Linked DNA regions of Homo sapiens: region 2 is linked to region 1. A link is a loop called in an ENCODE intact Hi-C map of the cell type or tissue named here. Cell type or tissue: PC-9. All regions are shown on one strand.

The links. Peaks named below come from ENCODE experiments on the same cell type or tissue, not always from the same donor. Only the 100,000 strongest peaks of a DNase experiment are listed, where the experiment ranks them.
Region 2: it touches region 1 in a loop (12-fold over the local background); 69 of 110 quality-filtered maps call a loop at or near these places.

Annotation. Positions count from the first base shown.
Region 1 is chr14:61,023,939-61,026,438 of GRCh38, reverse strand. The region is part of intron 5 of SLC38A6 (solute carrier family 38 member 6); the gene reads right to left. Among named protein-coding and RNA genes, the nearest start is that of SLC38A6, 44 kb to the right of the region's middle. In PC-9, CTCF peaks have their summits at 797 and 997 (motif pointing right); a DNase peak (open chromatin) is centred at 1,008; H3K27ac peaks cover 762 bases.
Region 2 is chr14:61,252,032-61,254,531 of GRCh38, reverse strand. It overlaps a transcript of PRKCH not described here. Among named protein-coding and RNA genes, the nearest start is that of TMEM30B, 28 kb to the left of the region's middle. In PC-9, CTCF peaks have their summits at 1,358 and 1,558 (motif pointing right); a DNase peak (open chromatin) is centred at 1,651; H3K27ac peaks cover 656 bases.

The sequences.
Region 1 (2,500 bases):
CAGTATTGGAGCTCCTTTGGTGATGTGATTAGTTCAAAATTCATGGAGTTTCATGATGAGATTCTATTGCATCTACTGCTATGACTCTACTGTATTTACGGCTGTGATTGTAGTTCTGAAGAGGAAGTTTCCTATTCTCACGTATTTGAAATATTAACACTCCACTGAAATCCAAAAAATAAAAATCAGTCTCTGTGCTTCCAAATACTGTATTCTTATGAGTTATTTTTCGCAGCACTCTGAAAATGCTTCCCAAGTTGTCGTTATTAAGCATACAAACTTAAAAAAAACAAACCAACCCTAATTGGAGTTTGGGCCTAAGACATCATTACAGTTTATGAAGATAAGAATCTTTTTTGTTAAACATGTAAAATATATGTATGAGGACAGAATTACTTACAGCTATTTTTAAAACAGAATTAGGTTTTCAGCACTTGGGGGAAGTTCAGCAATTCTTAAAGGATTACTCAGCCCTAAACAAACGGATGTGCTACGGGGAAAAAATAAGTTTGCCTTTCTGTCTCAGAGAGATTCAATTTTATTTCAAACATGTTTTTAGTCATGGATACTAACTGGTTTATTCTATTCAATGTGTCTCATTAATCTGGTGGTCCCACAAAATATCTAAATGCCACTGAAGTTCTATATGCACTCAAATAGTACAGAACACATGCATAAATGAAAATCAAAATATATGGGGGAAAATGCTCCCCCATGACCCTAGAAAAAAATGTATATCTTTGTCTTATCATTTTCAGGATCTTAAATTTGATTAAAAAATGACCAAAATATCTACTGTTCTGAAAATTTTATAATTTTCAATAGAAATTACTATGAAAAATATTTTCAAAACCTTAAAAAAGATACACTACCAGTAAATGTTGTCAAATGAAGTGCTTGTGAAAAAGACTCTCCAAATTTCCTGTACCTCTCCTATTCTAAGGCAGTGCTTTCTAGAATTTCTAGACAAGTCTCAAGAAAGCTGCAGTTTCACCACAGATAAACTGACCAGCAGATGGCGATGTATCTGCGCGCCCAATCCTAGTTTCCCAAGAGACAATACAAACTAGTATATCTGAAACACTCTTAGTACTTTACTAGCCTACCAAAAAGTAAATAAATAAAATGCATGAATGAATATACAGGAAGAAAGCAAATCCAAGTAGTTTCTAGCATCTAATATTGTGAATTTTTCAAATACTGAGAATTTGAGATTTTTATAATTCTCAATTGAAAATGATCTTATTTATACCTTTCTGAGATTTAGAAATGGGGTTACCCGAGTCCATAGATTACCAAACTGAGGTGTTAATAAAGGCTGCAAGAGTAAGGTGTGTGGATTCTGTGCCAGACTGAAACATCTGGGTCATTCTAGCAATTTCAGGAGGTTTCAGTAAGACTACTAATGTTTATGGTTTTCCTTTCACAAAACGTAGTAATGATTAAATTTTTAATCTCCTTTAAAGAACTGGGGCTTTGAAGAATTAAGGAAAGCATATGCTATTCATAGTAATCCTTCATATTTATAAGAGCAAAATAAGAATATAACATCCCCCTAGGAGCTACTCATCTTTCCACATTTTGAATTGGGCAAGTTGTGAAACCAGAAATAACATCAATTGACTTCACTGTTATCATGTGCTTGTAAGAGTTAATAAGACTTTTTCTGGCTTGACTAAGAAGATGATTGGGATGTAGTGTTTGATTTCTAGTGATAATTCTAGCCTACTGAATGGTTTACTTCAGGAGTTCAAATGAATGTGAAACCAACTACTTACCTTAGTTTTTAAGAAAAGAATCACATAATACAACACTGTTACAGGAACTATGTGAAAACTACCTTATACTTACTTTCTACTACAGTTATTAATCTTTTATCTTTAGTTAGGCTGCCAAATTCAAACTCTCTAAGCCAGAATTGTCCCCTATAACAGCATTAAATGTTAAAACTTCCAGACACATCTTTTCTGACTTTGGGTCCCAGTAGCAGTGGCTCTCAACAAATGCTACTCCAGCACCTGAGGAAATGGGCTGCAGAGGGTTACCTCTGGCTCTAGCCAATGTTGAGCCTGTTATTCATTAGTATTGGGAAGATATCAGGAATTGCTTTTAAGTAGTAATTTACTATATGGTTCCCAAATTTCCAAAGCCAAGGATTTCTATAACCTTAGAATAAGAGTGTTAAATCTAGTGTGTTGCATTTTTTTCCATTATAAAATTTAGAGATTTACAGACAGTAGATTTTTTCAATCAATTTGTCAGACCACACTAGAGCCTTGTGACTAATACTTGGTGCCTGATTAATCTTGGGGGAGAAAAACGATTTTCTGTGAAGTTCTAACAGTAGACGCTTTCCTAAAAACTATATGCTCACTTACATATACTGGGCTTTCTCTTCCTGGTCAATCAACTCTCTTTTTGCTCTTGAAGGAGTACTAAGCCAGGTCACTAGCTTTTCCCCCTCTCCCCTCTTAGTCCTTTCTTTCTTCCTATAATAAAT
Region 2 (2,500 bases), 230 kb before region 1:
TGATTCTCCCGTCTCAGCCTCCCGAGTAGCTGGGACTACAGGCTTACACCACCACACCCGGCTAATTAAAAACATTTTTTTGTAGAGATGGAAGTCTCCCTATGTTGCCCAGGCTGGTCTCAAACTCCTAAGCTCAAGCAATCCTCCTACCTTGGCCTCCCAAAGTGCTGAGATTACAAGCATGAGCCACCGTGCCTGGTCTAGCATGATTTTTATCACGACTTTTTCTGTCTTTTAAGATTGGAAAGGCATAAATCAATATTTCAGGTAAAAGCTTGTTATTTATTTTCCTGAGAATTTGGGGAATTTTCTTCTAAGGCCATTCTGGGATGTTAGCAAACAGCTTTTAGAATCACTGATCTATATCCAAATGATAAAACATGAGAGAGACTGAAAGCTCTCTGAGAATAGAAACATAACTTTTTCAGCTTTTTATACTCCTCAATGTCTCGCATAGAGTTTCGACATAGTAGAAACTCTATAAATATTTGTTGAAAGAAGAAAGGAAGGAAGGAAGGAAGGGAGGGAGGGAGGGAGGGAGGGAGGGAGGGAGGAGGGAGGGAGGGAAGAAGGAAGGAAACATGTACACAAACATTTGTGTACGTGTTTACCTCACCTTTAATAATTATACCTGTGTTCATTGAACATTTACTATAGGCCAGCCACCACTATGCTAAGCACTGACCATATATTATCTCATCAAACTCTCCTAGTAACACTTTGCAGTGGACACTACAACCAATCCAATTTTGCAGAGGAGGAAACCGAGGCTTAGGAAATTTGGAAAACTTGCGCACCGTTGCCTAATTAGGCAGAGTCAGATTAGAAACCAGTATAATTAGGCATTATATGAGAGGCAGAGAGTTGAACCACCAAGCTCTGCCTTTGCTGTGCCCCTGAAACACAGTGTGTAAAGAGGACACTGCAAACTTGAGCATATTTTAATGCATCAGGATATATGCTGTGTGCAAGGGAACTTCCTCTTTTCAAAAGCACTCACTCTCCCTGCCCCCCACCCCAGTGAAGGACCTAAGGATTCTGAAAATATGCAGCCAAGGGGAAAAGTCTGGCAAGGTGTGCCAAGTTTTCTTTGAATGCTTTTGTCCCCTGCTGACCTATCTCAAACACATCTCCTTTCCCCAGGAGTTCTGAAAACTCAGTCTTGAAGTCCATCCTGATTTTGGGTCTATGAGAATCATGCCTCACGCATCCCTGCCTGTGCACAGAAAATGTGCAACACTGGCAGGCAATTAGAAAAGAAACAGTCCAGCTATTAGGCAGTTAAGCTGCTCTTAGAACCTGGGTGCAGAATATACGGAGCTCTTAAAAAATTGCTTAACATAAGTATTAAAGGGCTGTAGAAATGGCACAGTCCACAAACGGTGTTTCTAGAAACCTAAAAAAACATATATTATGGGGTTGGTTTTTAATCTCATAGAGTTTAAAAGGTGATTTTAAAACAAAAACAATTTTTCTCCTCCTCCAAAAGCACCACTGTAAAAACTGTTTCTTGTTTTTCTGCTAAGGCCGAGCAGCGCTTGTTTGCCATCATTCATCCAGCAGAGGTCTCTCTTGCCCACCATACGCTCAGAAGAGTCCCTTGCTTGTGTGTGTGTATTCAGTACCAGGGGCGTGACCGTCAGGCTGCAGAATGAAGAAATACGGACAAAGACTTTCAGGCCTGAGAGACTAAGGAGAAAAGAATCTGTGGCTTTGGAGGTGGGATTGCAATGTTTGAGAAATGTATACTTTAATAATGACTGTGTTTGAACAGTAGGCTTCAAGTCTGTACTTTAAACTTCTCAAATTTTGAATAAATTGGTCACTTCTTATTGGAAAATTATTAGTTTTACTTGTGCTGTTAAACTTACATATACACTGTGTCTCCTTTCTGTGTGTCATTATCAAGCTGTGCAAATAGGGAAAGGGGAAGTCACGTTGCCTCTGTTTCCATTTGTCCAGGCCACTCTCAGCCAGATATCTCATCCCAGAGTGGAGCTTGGCCTCAGTGAGTGCTCTGACCTTGGCAGAGCAAGGTGGTCCAACCCTTGGTGCATCTCAAGTGATTGTCCACTAAGGGTGGAAGTTAGTTCTTAACTTTAGCAGCTTCCTCTGTCAGGAACTCAGAGCAAATTCACATGGGTTGTTGAGACCAGATCCCAAATCTGTGGGTGCATGGGAAAGGTGTGCTGGAGAAAGTCACGGTCTTCCTTCCTCCCCACAGAGCAAGGCCTTCTCCTGAAGCCACAGGACAGACCAACGAGGAATCATGCTGCCCCACGGCCAAGTTCTGATATGACACCAAGGGAGGCAGGCATGGGTTTCCATACTGAGGGAAGCAATCTGGTGAGGATGGAGCTGGATCAAAAAAGACATGTTAAAAATAAGACCCTCGGCTGGGCACGGTGGCTCATGCCTGTAATCCCAGCACTTTGGGAGGCTGAGGCAGGCAGATCACGAGGTCAGGAGTTCGCGACCAGCCTGACCAACATGGTGAAAC